Linked DNA regions of Homo sapiens: region 2 is linked to region 1. The links are chromatin loops, found by intact Hi-C in ENCODE. Cell type or tissue: heart right ventricle. All regions are shown on one strand. Each heading gives the region's core, and the rest is flanking DNA. Links, peaks and the distances in the headings are about the cores only. Region 1 holds the start of ENTREP1 (endosomal transmembrane epsin interactor 1). Region 2 holds the start of LOC124902176 (a long non-coding RNA gene).

Region 1 (9,614 bases), core at 543-8,542:
ACCTTTCCCATTAGAATCCAGTAGTCTAACTCCTTCTGTGCATAAAGATCACCTGTGCAGTGAAGCTCCGCTGGGGGCCAGCAAAGCCCTCCCACCAACATATTTGCATGTATGTTTGCTTTCAAGTCAAATCCCCTACCTTCCTCTTCCATATAAGCATTCCCATATAAAAATTCTGGAGTCTAAATAGTACCCTCTACTAATGTTTCTTTGCATTTGTTACAATGCAGGTTCCAGGCCTTCAGTCCAGAGTATCTGATCCCGCAGGTGTGGGGAGAAGTGAATTAACTTGACATTCCCCTTCCCCGCCCTGGCGTGATCCTGTGGTCTTTGGAGCACACTTTGAGAAGCTGCTCCAGCCAGCATATTAACTGAGACTTCTAGAATCCACTATGCCTTAATTCAGAGAAGCACTTCCTTTTTTGTAAAATATAAGACCTGGAGGATCTTGCCAGGGAACAGGTTTTAAAGAGTTTCTTCAGCAGCTCTCACTCCGATGTGGAACAGCCTCCTTTAATTAGCTGACAGATGGGGGTCTTCTGAGAAGTGTGGAAGGAACTGAGGAGTTTATTTAAAGGGTCCTTGGGAGGCTGAGGTGGGCAGATCACGAGGTCAGGAGTTCGAGACCAGCCTGCCCAACATGGTGAAACCCTGTTGCTACTACAAATACAAATACAAAAATTAGCCGAGTGTGGTGGTGTGCACCTGTAATCCCAGCTATAAAGGAGGCTGAGGCAGAAGAATTGCTTGAGCCTGGGAGGCTGGGAGCCAGGCTCCTGGGAGCCTGGAGGTTGCGGTGAGCTGAGATCAAGTCACTGCACTCCAGCCTGGGCAAAAGAGAGAGACTCTGTCTCAAAAAAGAAAAAAAAAAGGTGTCCAAGAAACCTGGGCAAAGAGCCTGAACTCCTCAGTGGAGGAGGCTCCTAGTGCAAGGAGTGGAAAATGAGGGACAGGGAGGGGAAGCATTGGTAGAAGGTGTACGGAACCTTCTTGGAGTTGAGCTTTGATCTTGAGGAAAACTGGCAGCTGGGTTCCACCAAACAACACACTCCAGCTATTGTTTCCTTGAACTTTGGCCTACATTAATGAAGAATCTGGGGCAAATTTTTCACAGGTTCTTCCACACTTTATTTTTAAATTTTTTGATAACTTTATTGAGATATAATTCACATACCGTACATACAATTCACCCATTAAAGTGTACAATTCACTGGTTTTTAGTACATTCACAGAGTTGTACAATCATCAGTACAATCAATTTTAGAACATTTTCACCACCTTAAAAAGAACCCACATATCCTTTAGCCATCATCCCCTCGCAATCTCCCCATTTCCCCAGCCCTAAGCAGCCGGTAAGCTACTTTCTGTCTCTACAAATTTCTCTATTCTAGACAATTTAGATAAATGGAATCATATCATATGTGGTCATTTGTGACTGGCTTTTTTCACTTAGCATAATGTCTACAAAATTTTTAATTATTGTGGATACATAATAGTTGTACATATTATGGGGTACATATGATATTTTGAAACTTAGTATAATGTTTTTAAGGTTTCTACATGTAGCATAGATGAGCACCTCATTCCTTTTTACTGACAAATATACTCCACTGGCTGCATATTCCATGTTTTGTTAATCCGTTCATCCAGTTGATTGACACTTGGATTGCTTCCACCTTTTGGCTGTTGTGAATAATGCTGCTACTTGTGCACTGGTTTTTGTGTGAATATGTTCATTTCTTTTGGGTATATACCTAGGAGTGGAATAAGTGGGTCAAATGACAACAAACACTATACTTGACTTCCTGAGAAATTGCCAGACTGTTTTCAGAAGTCTTCAGTTTTTTTTTTTTTTTTTATTAAGACAAACGGAAATCAATGGCTCTGAATTATCCTATAAGAGCTTAGTTACATACAGGTTGTTCAGGTCTAACTAAAGACTTAATGTAAGCAGGGTTTGGGAGATGCAAAGAATCAAGCTTGGTTTACAAAAATACCAAGCCCAAATACTTGATATTTTTATTGGCATAATTTTAAAGGTTGGGGTAGTGTTACATGGATTTGTGTTTATAACCAGAAAAAGAAACTCAGTTATAAATGTGGCCAACAACAACAACAAATGACTGTACAACAACCCTTAATTAGTAGCTTTGGAAAAGTTTTAGTCACCTTATAAAATGAGTAAAGCCTTTAAGATGATAAAATCATCCACGGATTTCAGTTATTTTTGCTATCATCTGTTTCTGCATGGGGAAAAAGGCTTTAAAAATTTTAAGAATAAAGTATTTGGAAATACTTTACAGTATTTAAGTATATAATATACACAGAGATGCACACAAATCATAACTGTAACTCCATGAATTTTCACAAAATGAACCTTACTCATGTAATTAGTACCCACATCAAGAAAGAAATAGTCACCAGCACCCCTTGAAACCCTCTTTCCAGTCATAATCATGTCCCTCCTCAAGGACCAGTGGATATCCTGACTTCTAACAGCAACATTCTTAGACACAAATAATACATTTTTTGTAGTAAGTTTCAGGTGTCAAGAACTGGCCAATGAAATAGATTTGTTTAGCTGAGAGAATTTCTTAAGACTCAGTCAGACTTACTATATTGCATGGTGTAATACATTGTTAAAAATTAAATACTGTTAAGCTTGTATATAAAATAGAGTATAACCTCAGCCCCAAGAAGCTTTTCATTTAACATCAGCAGCAATTTAAGAGCATATACTGTATGGCATTTTTAAAAACTGCATGAAGCCGGGCGCGGTGGCTCACGCCTGTAATCCCAGCACTTTGGGAGGCCGAGGCGGGCGGATCACGAGGTCAAGAGATCCAGACCATCCTGGCCAACATGGTGAAACCCCGTCTCTATTAAAAAATATAAAAATTAGCTGGGTGTGGTGGCGGGCACCTGTAGTCCCAGCTACTCTGGAGGCTGAGGCAGGAGAATCGCTTGAACCCGGGAGGCGGAGGTTGCAGTGAGCCGAGATCACGCCATTGCACTCCAGCCTGGGCAACAGAGCGAGACACCATCTCAAACAAAACAAAACAAAACAAAAAACCCCTGCATGAATCAACAGACTTTAAACACTTATTTTGAAAGACATTTCCCTTTTCCTCCAGAATTTGAATTTATTCATGGGAGCAGTCTGTAAAGGAAGTCCTAGGCACCATTAAAGACAAGTGCTTTAATAATTTAAGAAGTGTGCATGTAAACTTGGGCACATTGACAGTATATTACATTGGGTTAAAGTGTAACGACCAATATAAATCCAGCTTCCACAAGCAGAGCATAAAAACTGACACATACTTTTCTTGGTTTATTGGGTAGGAGGATGTTAAATACCTTATGGTAAGATAAGCTTTCTAATACTGGAACTGACTAACTGCAAAGAACACTGCTCTGGTTCTTATCAGGAAAAAAAGTCCATTATAATCATTTTAGGCACGAAACTTTCTACGCATTAGAATTCTTCCGAGGTGAAAAGTATATTATTAAGGGAATTCATTTTGCAAAGAGGAATCTTTTTTTTTTTTTTTTTTTTTTTTTTGCTCTAAAGATTTTTCATAAATTACCAGAGTAGTTTAGGATTTTATTAGGATATTTCCTCGGAAGTTTGGGGGTTCCGTGTTCTATCAGGTGATGCCTAATAGATGCCTGATATAGCTCATAAGTCAATGAGAGGACAGAGCGTTACACTTGCCATGCACTCCGGGCTGCCCCGGGTACTTTCTTTACGGATGCTGGATGCTTCCAAGGTAACCCAGTCCTTTCATTCCCGCTCCTACCGAGATGCCGGGAAAGCACTCCCGCGCCGATGCGAGGTAGGCACGTCCTGCGCCCTGTGAGCGGTAACTGCGCTCGGCGTCGTCCTTCCCGAAGTCCTTGGCTTACACCTCTTCCCATCGAGTCGCCCCAAAGCCCCTCCTCCAGGCATCCCCCTCCTTGGGCAAAAGTTTAAGGGCGGGCCCCCTTCTCACTAAAGCGCGCCAGGGCCTCTCTCGTGGCTGGACAGAGAAGGCTCCTCGCTCTTCTCTAGCCCCAGCTCGGCGGGTGGGGACAGACGCTGAGACTCTCGGTGGCCGGCGCTGACGTGTCCTGGCCGTGAGGTGCCTCCCACCTCGAGGGACTTACTTAAATATTTGGGGCAGGGCACCCTCCCAGGACCCCAGGAAGCCGGCGCAGGTTCGGCGGGGACCCTGAGGCTGTGGCGCACTTGCCCCGGCACAGCGCGAGCACGGAGTGCGCGTGGGTGAGAGTGAGGGTGCGCCCAGGGCCAGCGGGAGGCGGACCCGCCAGGCGGCAGGTGGGTGCGGCCGGCTGGAGCCAGGGCAGCGGCAGCGGCGGCAGCAAGTGGTTGGGCCGTGCGCATTTCCTTCCCTCCCCCTCGGCCTCGGAGCCCGTCTGCAGTGCCCAGTGTGCTGCGCCTTCGGCTCGGCTCCGCTCCGCGTCCTCTGCCCGCCGCAGCCGGCCGCACCCGGCCGCACCCTTCCCCGTCCGTCCATGTCCCTGCCCGTGGTGCTCCCGGGCTCCTGCTGCCCCGTGGCTGGGCTTTCGGGTGGGCCGCAGGCCGGGGGCCCGGGCGCCGCTGCCGCCGCCGCTCAGGAGCCGCCGCTGCCCCCGCTGCGGCCGCGCTGGCCCCGGGGCGCGCTGCAGCCCCCGTCGCGGCCTCGCTGCGCGGCCACCGCTGCTGCCGGGGTGCTGGCCGCGCCGCCGGCGCTCTCCTCCCGCCGGGCAGTCGCCGCCGCTGCCGCCGCGGCCCCGGGCTCCGCGCTGCTGCCCGCCCGCCCGCTGCTGTCACTTGGGCTGCTTCAGCTGATCTTGGGCTGCTGCATGGTGGCGCTCAGCTTCGGGGCGCTGTCGCTGAGCAGCTCCCCGCAGGTGAAGAACTCGTGCCCGTTCTGGGCCGGCTCCTCGGTGAGTACCGCGCGCGCGCCCCGTTCGCCCGGTCATCCCGGTGATAGGGGGCTCTGGTCGTTCCTCTCCATTGCCCCTTTGTTGGCCTCCAGGGCTGCAGTTGGGGGAGCCTCACGCCACCTGAAGTTTTTGGAGGCTGGAGAAAAATGTTCCGCGACGGTCGAGTTCAGGGGTGAATTGGGTTGCACCTGGGTAGTGTCTGTTGCGCGCAGGCTGAAGAATTTTATTTTCCCTGTCAAGCTAATAGAATTAAAGACACCCAGCTCTTTGGGAGATTGGAAGGACAGGGTGTGGGTGGCAGGAAAGTGGGAGGAAAATGATTAAACTTCTTTTGGTTATTGAGTATTTGCTGCACTGACAACGTCTGTGCTGGGAGGGCAGGGATTTTGATCATTTTTGTTCACTGATGTATCAAGAATGCCTGGCACATAGTAGGTGTATTTGTGAGATGGGACAGTTTGACTGGGGCACATCGCTTGTTTTATTCTGCATTAAGACACACGTAAATGTGAAATGTGTAGGGTGGCTCGACCCCCAGACGAGTTCAGGAGGTAATGAGGGGGTGTGTGTGAACTGGCGCTTGTACCTGGTCATTAAAGGAAGGCCTTAACCCCACTGGGTTCCTGGAGCCATGCAGGCTGCTGTGCAGAATTCAGTTTGTGAGAACCGGGACCTGTCATTATGGATGAGCTGGCCAAAAGTCCTGGAGTGCCCAGCAGCTAGCTAGAGATGTCTGCTCTACAGGACCCACTCCTCCCTCCTCCAACCGGGAACGCTGAGCCTGGGGCCAAAGAGTGCCCAACTTCAGAGAAAAGCTGCTGCCAGCCAGTATCTATGGACACCGGGTGGCCACTCCCCCCTGCCTCCTAACAATCTCACAATTTCCAAGGCATCCAACCCCTTGACGTTTTCTGGGTGTTGAGAGACTTGGAAACACATCTTTGTGGAATGACTATGGAAGATGAGCACAGTAAATAACCTCTCTTTATATCTTTTTTTTTTAATTTTTAATTTTTATTTTTAAGGGACAGAGTTTCCCCATGTTGCCCAGGCTGGTTTCCAACTCCTGAGCTCAAGCGATCCTCCTGCCTCGGCCTCCCAAAGTGTGGGGATTAGAGGCATGAGCCACCACAGCCGACCGTAAATAACCTTTCTATGAACTCACTGTGTAAATCTGAAAGTCTAGCAATGCTGCTAGGTTTTAGTAAGATGTATAATCAGTGTATGTCCTGAATGGTAAGAACGGCTTTTGCAGTTTCACACATACTGCAATTCAAGACCAAATTGAAAAAAAAAAAAAAGGACTCGAAGAACTAATTGAACCCAAAGTAATTGTTTGAATAAGAACATTAAGAACGTTAGGTTCCTTGAGACTCGCCTGAAATTGTATACTTCATCCAGTGTCAGTTTGCTTTCCTTTTGAAATACTTTCATGTTGAATGAACTTATTGGGGTACGTGCTGGACTGTGGTGAGTGAAAGCCATGATTTGTGCCTCATGAAAAAACGCCACCCTGGTGGCTCTGCCTGTGGGCTCTGCCACTGGCCTCTATGAGTGTTCAGGAAAACTACAGAAGGATGGATATTCCAGACAAGGTAGGAATTAGACCCGTTATGCCACCTATTCTGTTTGTCTGACTAAGTCCAGCCAAATGGTGGGTGCATTTCATTTCTCTAAATACCACGGGCCAGTAATGATCTTGCATATATTTTTAGGAATTTGCTCTTTATAAAATCATAATCTATTGTCTTCTCAAACATAGCTAGTTTAGGATTCTTAAAAACTATTTTTTGTCTTCTAAAATTAAAAGCTGAAATCAGTTTACTATTGTGAATCATTTCAGAGGTAAATGCACTTAGATATCGGTCAAGCCACAGTTGAATTTGATGAAGTACCAAAAGAAAAGAAAAGAAAAAAAAAGGCCTTCCACCAGAAGGTGAAGGTTAATACTCCTGGTCTGCTGGCTGGGTATGTCCTTGTCTCCAGGTCTGGGCACACCAGAGGAGAGAAAGAAATCAGTGATTTGGAACTGACAAGTTCTCTGCTATATGTCTTTCCCCATTCTTCCCCATACTCTCCAAACACAGGTCTATATGCAACTCTATAACTGTTGGCTATTCCTACTTTTTGTGACTTGTTCCTGAGATTGACCTCAGAATTTGCAAAGTGACAACAGAAGCAGTAGATACTGTATTTATAGAACAATTAAATACAAATTTAAGAGGATGGCTTTAGGCACCATGACTCTCTTGGTGCTTTAGGGGAAAAAAGCCTTGTATCACATGTTTTGAATTTATGCATGTGACAGAGGTTGTTTTTTAAAAACCTCGTGTTATGGAAAAGTTTACATTTATGCAGTATACGATGAACCCACATATACCTTTCACCCAGCTTCAACAATGGTTTCATCTGCACCCCCTTCCTGGGCTCTGCTGCTGGCCTTGTGTCTTCTGATAAACTTCAGAAGGATGAATATTCCAAGCAGGGTGGGAATTAGATCCTTCGTGCTCCCTAGTCCATTTGTGAGATTAAATTCTCTTATTGTTTGGAAGCAAATCTCAGGTGTCACATTTCATCTGTATATATTCCAATGTGTGTATTTTTATCACAAGAAAATATAACCAGCATAGGATTGAGTGGGCAGTCCGAAGAACCATTCCCTTCAATTTTAAATCTTTTATTATAAAAATTTAAAAACTCAACAAATGTAGAAAGAAGGGTGTAATGATCCCGCATTTTACCCTTCACCCAGTAGCTATCAACACATGGCCACTTTATACCTAACGCTGCTCCCCCTTCCTAACACCCCTGGATTATTTTAAGGCAAATTCCAGGTATCACAACTTCAGCCATTAGTATTTTAGTATGTACTTATAAAAGAAATGGGCTTGATAGGACATTGTAACTAATTCAAAGACAGCTAAACTAAGGTTTCTATAAAAAAAAAAGTTGGAAGATTATGAGTTGAGAACTGCAGAATTAAAAAAGAACACAGCTTTGACATATATTCACATGCCATACAACTTACCCATTTAGCATTTAAAGTGTACTGGTCAATGGTTTTTAGTAAATTCACAGTTGTGCAACTATCACCACAATTTTAGAAAATGTTTATCAACCCTAAAGTTTTGAGTAGTTACTCCTCATTCTCCACCACCCCCACCCCTAGCCACCCACTGATTAACCCACTTTCAGTCTCTGTAGATATGTCTGTTCTGGATATTTCATATACAAGGGATCATATAATATGTGGTCTTTTATGATTGGTTTCTTTCACTTAGCATGTTTTCAAGCTTCATCCATGCTGCGGCAAGTCTCAGTACTTCATTCCTATTTTATTGTATGGATATGCCATGTTTATTTATTCACTCACAAGTTTTATTGGCATATGAAGCTAGGTAGTTGAATGGAAGTGCCAACTTATGTCTAAGGTTACTTCAAACCCACATAGGAACACAGTAGAAGAATATCCTCATATTTCAAGCTTTGACCATTAGGATCTTTAGCCTGCTATATCAACTGAACCCACACATCTTCTTTAGGCTTCACTGAAAATTTTGCTTGTGTATTTGATACAAAATTAGGTTCAAGAGACAAATATATTTATTTGAAATGACTATTTGTTGAACACAGTATAGTTCAAGGATATTTTTTCATATGTATTTCCTTAAGAGAGCCCTGAGCCTGAGATTTTGGAGGCTTCTTTCACTTGTTTGAACTTTGAAGGTATATTTTATCTATTTTAAAAAACACTTAAGAATTAACAAATTCTATAAAGCATCTTTTTTCATAGTTTTCATTCATACTTTCAGCAACTTGAAGGGAGAGTTTTTAACGTAGTCTGTGTTTTTGAGCACTCTGAGCATTTGATTTCTTCCTGGTATCACCGGTAAATCACTCAATATATTATTATTCCCAAAATTCGTGAAGCTAAGAGATGAGCCATCTTGAAAAACAACCTGGCATTTGACTGGAGGTGAGTGGCTAAGGGAGGATCTCAGTGTCTGTCTTCAGCTGTGCTGTCCTAGCTCTCGGTTTGGGGGGTGCGTTTAGTGTTAACTAGATTCCACTGGGGTGTGGGAGTTAACGAGATTCCACTGGGGTATGGGCGTTAATGTTAACTAGATTCCACTGGGGTATGGGAGTTAACTAGGTTCCACTGGGTTTAATTAGATTCCACTGGGGTATGGGAGTTAACTAGGTTCCACTGGGTTTAATTAGATTCCACTGGGGTATGGGAGTTAATGTTAACTAGATTCCACTGGGGTATGGGAGTTAACTAGGTTCCACTGGGTTTAATTAGATTCCACTGGGGTATGGGAGTTAATGTTAACTAGATTCCACTGGGGTATGGGAGTTAACTAGGTTCCACTGGGTTTAATTAGATTCCACTGGGGTATGGGAGTTAATGTTAACTAGATTCCACTGGGTAAGGGAGTTAGCTAGGTTCCACTGGGGTTAAGTAGATTCCACTGGGGTATGGGAGACTCAGTCGGCCACACTGCACTAGATTTAATGAAAGAGGAGAGAGAGTTGCATTGGGTTGTCTCTCCTCCTTCAGAAACAAAATTCCTACCTTTGATGACATGCATGATCCTTGGGAGATATTTCAGATGAGTGGTAGAGAATTGGTTGTTGTTTTTTACTCCTCTCTGAGTGCCCTATTATTCTTTATCAGTTGTATA
Region 2 (9,614 bases), core at 957-8,956, 53 kb before region 1:
GAGTCTCACTCTGTCATCTAGGCTGGAGTTCAGTGGCACGATCTCGGCTCACCGCAACCTCCGCCTCCCAAGTTCAAGCAATTCTCCTGACTCAGCCTCCTGAGTAGCTGGGACTAAAGGCATGCGCCACCACGCCTGGCTGATTTTTGTATTTTTAATAGAGACGGGGTTTCATCACGTTGGCCAGGCTGGTCTCAAACTCCTGACCTCAAGTGACCCACCTGCCTCAGCCTCCTAAAATGCTGGGATTATAGGCGTGAGCCACTGTCCCTGGCCTATTATTATCCATTTTAAAGTGTGCAGTTCAGTGAAATTTCGTGGGTTGACAATATTGGGCAAACATCACCTCTATTTAGTTTGAAGATATTTTAATCATCCAAGAGGAAACCCTGTACCCGTTAAGCAGTCACTTCCTATGCACCCCTCCCCTAGCCTTGGCAACTACTGATCTACTTCCCGTCTCTATAGATTTGCCTATTCTGTATATTTTATATAAAAGGATGCATACAATATGTAACCTTTTAAGACAGGCTTCTATGGTTCATCATAATATTTTTGAGGTTCAAAAGCCATTATTTCGATTATTGCTATCCTCTGAACTCCTCTGGCTAATATCCCAGCATTATTAGCTTACTTTTGGGGAGTGAAGGTACTTTTAAAAAAACAAGTTAATGGTTAAAATGCTCTTTCTGGACAAATGGAGCCTCTTTCTGTGCATGTTTAAGTGTCAGACACCTTAGGGTAAGTGGGAAAGAAAGCTATCCCTGGGTCACTGAAGCCCCACAGTGGCACAAGTGACAGGGCGGGATGTGCCTGCCTTGCTAGTGGGAAGACCCAAAGGAACAGATTAGGGCTGAATTGTCCCTTACCCACAGCTACAGTTTATGAGGCTGGAGAGCAAATACCAACATTTAGGGAGCAGAATGCTGAAGACCAGCATGAAGAACTGTGTCCACATTTCTCCATGTCACTGGGCCTTAGGCAGGTGTTGAGCATTGAGGTAACAGGCAAAGGGGTCGACAAACAATGCCTCACACTAGGAGCAGGAGAGAGAAACTCCAGGGATGGCAGCCCAAAGCCCTTGCCCAGGGAGAAGCTCCTTTTAAAAGAAAGTCATCAACCTGACAAACCAGTCATAGGTCCTTTCCTGTAATATGCACTTATTGAGTGCCTGGCTACCAGGGTCATGAAAATTAACAAAATGAGGTCCTAGGAATGTCAGTGTCATGAGGAACAAATAAGTGAATCCGCATAAAGGGCTTAGACCAGGGTCTGGCATATAGTACTCAATGAGCATTAGCTGTTATTATTACTGTTATCATGGTGGCTTGATTGATGGATTATTTTCTGATTATTAATTGTAGTAGTAGCAGTAGCAGTAAGATAGGGAAATAGATGGGTAGATAGATACATGCACAGATAGACAGATAAATAAATATCAATTCAGTCCTTTGGGGATGGGGGATTCTGTCAGTTGCTGTGTAGATCTTGTGTTAGGCCATTCTTGCATTGCTACAAAGAAATATCTGAGACTGGGTAATTTATAAAGAAAAGAGGTTTAATTAGCTCCCAGTTCTGCAGGCTGTACAAGCATGGCACCAGCATCTGCTTAGCTTCTGGTGAGGCCTCAGGGAGCTTTTACTCATGGCAAAAGATGAATTGAGAGCAAGAGCATCGCATGGCTAGAGCAGGAGGAAGGAATAGAGAGTAGGGAAAAGTGACACACACCTTTAAAGAGCCAGATCATTGGGCGCGGTGGCTCATGCATGTAATCCCAGCACTTTGGAGGTCGAGGTGGGTGGATCACCTGAGGTCAGAAATTTGAAACCAACCTGGCCAACATGGTGAAACCCCGTCTCTACTAAAAATACAAAAATTAGCCGGACGCTAAAATTAGGTGGTATAAACCTGTAGTCCCAGCTACTTAGGAGGCCGAGGCATGAGAATCACTTGAACCTGGGAGGCCGGGGTTGCAGTGAGCTGAGATTGCGCCACTGCACTCCAGTTTGGGCGACAGAGCAAGACTCCATCTCAAAAATAAATAAATAGCCAGATTTTGCAAGAAGTCACTATCGCGAGGAAGGTACCAAGTCATTCACGAGAGATCCGTCTCTATGACCCAAACACCTCCCACCAGGCCCCACCACCAACACTGGGGATAACATCTCGACATGAGATTTGGAGGGGACACATATCTAAACTATATCAGATCTATTCCAATTACACGTTTCCAAAATGGGAAAATAACCACAGATGACTTCAGGGACCCACCACCACTACTGTGATGCAAACCTGAGCTCCATAGATCATGGACCTTCATAGGTCCTCTCTAACTGGTGGGCAACAGTGGCATTTGGTTCTCCAGAAAGTAGTGTCCATTCAAAGCCAGTGACTAGTAATCCCTCCCAAAGTCTGGTTACTCCCCCTTTTCCAATCCAAAGTCACTTAGTAGGTGACCTCAGGTGCCTTGGGGGAAGGCTGGGAGGTGTAAATTTCTGGTAGTTTAGCAAGTTTTTTCCTCAAGGGGCCCTGGGTCTAAGAACTGGTGCAAGTGTGGAAATTGACTAAGGGACCATATGTCTCCATTTTGATGATTCTAATCCGACTTCTCTTGACCAAACTTAGAGCTTTTTAGCTTACACAAACAAGTAAGACTTTAGAAAGCAAGCCATGTATATCAATTCTAGAGACAGCCTAATCAACTAACCCATTACTAAATCACCGCCAGTCTGGTTAAAGATTACTGTTCCACTCTACGGCCTATCCTTATAACCATACCCATCCCTGTAACCGTGCTCACCATGTCTTTGGCAATCAGGTATAGCCACGTGGCCTCTACCATCCAGAGTTCCCATCACTTCCCTATCAGAGAAACCCACCAACAGGGAAAGGATCAGAAATTGCAGCTGGACTTTTTAACTCCAAATGAATGTTTGAAGGCTCAGGTCTAAATTTCTGGATATTGATACAATATAAATGTGTGGTTAATACCTTGATCTATTCTTTAAAAAAAAAAAACTTCCTTCAAATCGATAAGGAAAGCTGAAAGCCCAATAGTAATATGGGTAAGGAATAAAATTTTTGAAAAAGCAATACAAATAGCAAATGAATATATGAAAAAATATTCAGCTCCACTAATAACAATATGAAAATAAGAAAACAATGAAATAATATTTTTCATCTGTGGGGAAGGATACAGAGAAAGAACCCTAGAGTTCATGTTTTGTAGTTGGAAGTATAAATTGGCACAAATTTTCTGCAGGACAACATAGCAATATACATCAAAACCCCTAAAATAGATTCACCTTTGATCCACACTTCCTTTTTGTGATATAATAGATTAAATATAAAAGTATATTAAGATGGCCGGGGACGGAAGCTCACTCCTGTAATTCCAGCAGTTTGGGAGGCTGAGGCAGGCAGATCACCTGAGGTTAGGAGTTCGAGACCAGCCTGGCCAACATGGCAAAACCCCATCTCTACTAAAAATACAAAAATTAGCTGGGCATGGTGGTGCATACCTCTAATCCCAGCTACTGGGGAGGCTGAGGCACGAGAATCACTTGAACCCGCAAGACGGAGGTTGCAGTGAGCCGAGATCATGCCACTGTGCTCCAGCCTGGGTGACAGAGTGAGACTCTGTCTCAAAAAATAAAAGTAAAAATAAAAATAAATGTATACATGTATAAAGTTGCCACAGAGATGTTTTTATGAGAAAAAACTTGGAAACAACCTAAGTGTTCAACAATAGGGATTTGTTTTAAATAAATTATGGTAAATCCATGGAATATTCAGATATTCATTCATTCATTCAACAAGCATTTAATGAGCACCTACCTTGTACCAAATACTGTTGTAAAATTATCTGTTTTTATGGAGAGGTTGGAGACACAGAATAGATAAATGTTTAAAGTTTAGGTCATATGAGTGCTGTGATGAGAATTAAAAGGGTGATGTGATAAAGAGTGACTGGGGGTAGGGTTACTTTAGGTAGGTAGGGAAAAGTCTGAAGAAGTATCACTTAAGAAGAGATGAAGATGGCAAGAGGGATATTAGAAATCATTATGTATATAAGCTTGTTTTTTTTTTTGAGACGGAGTCTCACTCTGTTGCCCAGGCTGGAGTGTGGAGTGCAGTGGTGCTATCTCGGCTCACTACAACCTCTGTCTCATGGGTTCAAGAGATTCTCCTGCCTCAGTCTCCTGAGTAGCTGGGACTACAGGTGTGCACCATCACACCTGACTAATTTTTGTATTTTTAGTAAAGGTAGAGTTTCACCATGTTGGCCAGGCTGGTCTTGAACTCCTGACCTATGGTGATCAGCCCACCTCGGCCTCCCAAAGTGCTGGGATTACAGGTGTGAGCCATCATGCCTGGCCAATCCTGTATTTCTTGACATGAAAATATATTAGAAAACCTATTTTTCAGCACTTTGGAGGCCAACGCAGGCAGATCACTTTAGGTCAGGAGTTGGAGACCAGCCTGGCCAACATGGCAAAACCCCATCTCTACTAAAAATACCAAAATTAGCTAGGAGTGGTATTGGGCGCTTTAATCTCAGCTACTCAGGAGGATGGGGCATGAGAATCGCTTGAACCTGGGAGGCAGAGGCTGCAGTGAGCTGAGATTGCACCATTGCACTCCAGCCTGGGTGACAGAGCAACAGTCTGTTTCAAAAAAAAATAGAAAACCTATTTTTTTTCGTGAAACCGTATATATGAGGGTAAGGTGGGGTGGGAGGTGGGGAATATGCTGGAAAGATGTCCAAAGGAACTGACTATGGTTAGACTACTTTCCCAGCTGCTAGTACCTGAAAACCCGTCTCAAAGCTCATTTAATAATACAGGAAGTTATTGATCATGAAACTGAAAAGTTGAGGCTTCCAGGGGCTCAATAATGTCTCAGAGGGGCTGGTTTCTTTCTGTCTCTTCTGCATGCTTGGGGGTTGCTTCACCTCTCATGATCCCAAGGTGGTGGTCAACAGTTCCTAGGGCTACATATTTCCTCATTCAGGGGGAGTAGAGAATATCTTTGCTTCAACATCCTAGAAACAGACATGAATGTCACTTTAATTGGACTGGCTTGGGTGGCATGACTGATCCCGAACCAAATTCCTTGGCCAGGGCAGTGGGCTATGATGATTGACTTAAACCATTGAGGACCCAACCACAGAGCTGAGAGTGAGTCAATCTCTGCACCACCAGCCTGAGCACTGGCAGGGAGAGGACATTTCCCAAAGGAAGGGTGGGGAAACCTTTCCTAGATGAAAGGGGGAAGGAGCTGCATAGCAAATACTAGTAGTTGAGTACAAAAAAAATCACCAAAAACAAATAATGGTTGTATCTGAGCTTTGAATCATAGGATAACTAGAGATTTTCATTTCCTTTTCTATACTTTACAATATGTCTGAATTCTCTCTCTCTCTCTTTTTTTTTTTTTTTTTTTTTTTTTGAGATGGAGTTTCACTATTGTTCCCCAGGCTGGAGTGCAATGGCATGATCTTGGCTCACTGCAACCTCTGCCTCCCAGGTTCAAGCGATTCTCCTGCCTCAGCCTCCTGAGTAGCTGGGATTACAGGTACCTGCCACCATGCCCAGCTAATTTTTTGTATTTTTAGTAGAGATGAGGTTTCACCATGTTGGCCAGGCTGGTCTCTAACTCCTGACCTCAGGTGACCCACCCCTCTCGGCCTCCCAAAGTGCTGGGATTACAAGCGTGAGCCACTGCACCTGGCCGTCTGAATTCTTAACAATGAAAGTATATTAATTTTATAACTACAAGACAACATAGCTTCTTCCACTTTTTAAATCTAGCAAAATGAATGACATCCAATAAGTGGATGAAGATATGTTTTTTGGCTTTGAACTTGCCTCTTCTTCCCTAAAGTATTGTCCTTGGAGCAAAACCGGCTATTCTGGCCTTTTCCCTAAGTTAAAAAAAAAAAAAGAAAAGGACCTGGTCACTGCTGGGCTTAAGGATCTTCACTGTTCACAGAATCTCCCTCCTATCCGCTCTGTCTCACTTAACAATTTAGCAGTGCCTGCACTTGTTCTTCCCCACTTCACGGTGCTATTCTGGGCCATGGTAATTATTCAGCCAGTGGAGAGTTCTCTTCTGTGACAACTGAGATACCTCAGGCTAAGAATAGGACTCTGACTGATGAAGGAAGGTGACAGCCGTGGGCTGGGAGGAACTTTGCTCTTAGCCAGGGCTTCATTAAAAGGCCTAAAACTCAGTTTAATTCTTTGCTCTTCGGTTTGCCATCAGCCTGTGGTTTTGCTGTTCCATGTATCTCTGTGAAATCTTGTCAGCTGTGTAATCACACAAATAATATGGGCTGGAGATGCTTATGGAGAGTTCCAGGGAATGTTTCTTCTCAGTAGGCTTCCAGCTTGGGACCCTGGGTCTAAGTTTGCCAGACAATTCTCTATTTCACCTTTGCAAGTCTTTCCTCAGATGCATTTTGGTTTGAGGCCCAAAGGATATTTTTGCATTTTCTAAAAGCTTCTAAGAAAAATCAGTGAAGTTCTCTGCCCCCTTTGCGCAGTAGGCGCTATTGTAAAGCAGCAAATTATCTTGAAGTTAGAGGATGGGGCTCCCTCACTGCCTCACTCTGCAGCTTTGGACAGTGTAAGCTTTTCGAACCTCAGCTTTCTCATCTGTGAAATGGGGGTTATTTAAACCCCACTCTTGGTGTTGTTGTGATGATTAAATGAATGTTTGGAGCATATCTAACACAATAAGCGCCCAAAGAATGTCAGCCAATAATCTCCTACAGAGGAGAATATCCACGTGTTTCTCAAGAAGTCCCTTGGGCTCAAGCTCCAAGGCCCAGAATAGCAACCTCAAAAATGCACCCTTAGACAGTACTGGTTTCCCCTTCTTCAGGATCTCATGCTCCTTCCTCCCTCTGACTTCCTCGGATCACCTCTCACATAGGCTAACCTGTATGAAGATCCTTGTCTTGGCCTCTGCTTCAATGAACCCAAGGCGAGATGGCCATAAATGAACAAAAACAGCAGAGTATTCTGAAGTTGTTTGTAGCTACACTTCGCAGGAGTTAGCATCATTTGGTCACATGAAAGATGATGATAACAACAATGTTGACAAGAATTAGGATGATTTGGTATTCCGCTCATTAGATTCTACAAATCTTGCTTTTAGCAAACCAAGGAAGAAGGACTGGATGTGCATGAGTTGCAGGAGGCCTTAAGGGAAGCCAAAAGCTGGAGGTGATAAAGCACAGAGGTATGGACTGATTCAAACTCCCCATACCCCAAATACCTTCTGTTCTTTCTTTAAAAAAAAAAAGTGTGTGCGTTTGTGTGTTTGTGTATGTTAGGGGGATTATAAAATACCAATGCCCAAAACAGAGTCCTAGTAAACATAACATCAGGATAAGAGATGGTCTGTGTCTCAGTCTGTTTTCTGCTGCTATAACAATACCACTGACTGGGTAATTTATGTAAAAAAGAATTTTATTTGGCTCATGGTTCTGGAGGCTGGGAAGTCCAAGAGCATGATGCCAACTTCATGCAAGGGTCATCCCATGGCAAAAGGCATCATGTGCTGAGGAAGCACAAGTGAGAGACAGAGAGAGGAAGTTGGGGAGAATTCAGCCTTTTTATCAGGAGTCCATTCCCAAGCCAACTAACCCAGAACCTAGATAACAGCATTAGTCCATTCAAATAGCCTTCACAACCTAATCACTTTTTATTTACTTTACTTATTTATTTATTTTGAGACAGAGTCTCACTCTATTGCCCAGGCTGGAGTGGGATGGCACAATCTTGGCTCACTGCAACCTCCGCCTCCTGGGTTCAAGTGATTCTCCTGCCTCAGCCTCCCAAGTAGCTGGGATTACAGGCATGTGCCACCATAGCCAGCTAATTTTGTATTTTTAGTAGTGACGGGGTTTCACCATGTTGGCCAGCCTGGTCTCAAACTCCTGACCTCAGATGATTCACCCGTTTCAGCCTCCCAAAGTGCTGGGATTACAGGCAGGAGCCACCATGCCTGGCCCCTAATTACTTCTTAAAGATGCCACCTCCTAATTCTGCACAATGGCAATTTCAACATGAGTTTTAGAGGGAACATTCAAACCATAGCAGTCAGTGTTGGGCAAATTACATTTTATTCACTGCAGAGTCAGTTCCCAATTACTCTTATGATTCTGCAAGTCTCTGTCCATTTTCCATGTCTTTGCTTCCCACATGGCTGAGCTGGCTGTGGCAGCAGAAGTATACCCTTGGTTATCCAGACAGTATCCCTGCATTGCTACAGTGCCACAGTGAGTATGACAAGGAGTCTACAGATGTTGAGATAATGAAGGCACCTGGGAAGGCTCAATAACATTGTATGCTTGTTTTGCTGTTCTAGTTACTATGGCTGTCTAACAAATTACCTCAAAGTTGCATGATAGAAATGAACATTTATTATGCTCATGCATTCCCTGGGTCAAGAATCTGGACACGGTGCAGAATAGCTTGTCTCTGCTCCACCTTGATGTCTGGGGCCTCGACTAGAAGACTCAAAGGCTTGGAGCTGGAATCATCTGAAGACCACTTTGCTTATCTGCCTAGCAGTTGATGCTACTGTTGGCTGAAATCCCAGTTCTTCTCCCCATGAGCTTTCTTTTTTTTTTTTCTTTTCTTTTTTTTTTTTTTTTTGAGATGGAGTCTCATTCTGTCACCCAGGCTGGAGTGCAGTGGCGCCATTTCGGCTCACTGCAGCCTCCGTCTCTGGAGTTCAAGTGATTCTCGTGCCTCAGCCTCCAAGTAGCTGGGATTACAGGTGTGCACCACCATGCCCGGCTAATTTTCATATTTTTGGTAGAGACAAGGTTTCACCATGTGGCCCAGGCTGGTCTCGAACTCGACTCAAGTGATCCTCCCACCTTGGCCTTCCAAAGTGCTGGGATTACAAGTGTAAGCCACCACACCCAGCCCCATGAACTTTCTCATGTGGTTTTTCTGTAAGGGCTTCCTCACAGCGCGGTGGCTGGGTTCTGAAGGTCAGCCTTCCACAATAGGGAAGCAGCAGGAAACTGTGTCTCCTTCTATGACCCAGCCTCACAAATCATGCATCGTTATTTCCACTACCTTACATTCACTGAAGCAGTCACAAAGTCCCACCCAGGTTGAAGAGGAGAGGAAACATAATCTGTGTCTTGATGGAGAGAGGTAAGGTTCTGGAAGGATGTGGGACTGGAAATATGGCTGTAACCAATTTTGGAAAATACTATCTTCCACATTTCCACATTCCTAAGGGAATGCCCCACGGTGCTTCCAAGACTCTGGATAATGATTATTTGAAATAGAGCAAGGGCGACGGTGTTGGAAAGGAACAATGGCTGGCTCTACTGTGACAAACAAGGGTAGATGTTTGGTCTAGCTTCCTTCCACCATCCCTGAGAGAAACTCCAAGAAAAAGGAAGGTCAAAGAAGGATCCTAAGTAAAAAGTGGACACCCAGTAGGTTAAAACACTCCCTCACAACAGAGTTGTTAAGCTTAAATAGTGAATCTTCTGACAAACTTGAAGAACAGAGCTCCATAAAGGCAGGGACCAAGTCTGCCTCTTTCTAAGATGTGTTCAAAGAGCCTCCCACCTACAG

The links. Peaks named below come from ENCODE experiments on the same cell type or tissue, not always from the same donor. Only the 100,000 strongest peaks of a DNase experiment are listed, where the experiment ranks them.
Region 2: a loop joins it to region 1, with 2.8 times the contacts of the local background. A loop is called at or near these places in 11 of 110 quality-filtered maps.

What each region holds. Positions count from the first base shown.
Region 1 is chr9:69,320,795-69,330,408 of GRCh38, forward strand. It overlaps ENTREP1 (endosomal transmembrane epsin interactor 1), which reads left to right and starts at 4,421. Exons shown (of 11, transcript NM_001347995.2): 1 at 4,421-4,929. The coding sequence starts at 4,516. In heart right ventricle, for the core only: a CTCF peak has its summit at 4,302 (motif pointing right); DNase peaks (open chromatin) are centred at 4,247, 4,864 and 5,678; H3K4me3 peaks cover 5,325 bases; H3K27ac peaks cover 5,801 bases.
Region 2 is chr9:69,267,243-69,276,856 of GRCh38, forward strand. LOC124902176 (a long non-coding RNA gene) reads left to right here and starts at 7,158. Exons shown (of 2, transcript XR_007061567.1): 1 at 7,158-7,248. In heart right ventricle, for the core only: no CTCF peak of the experiment used is centred there; no DNase peak of the experiment used is centred there; H3K27ac peaks cover 2,109 bases.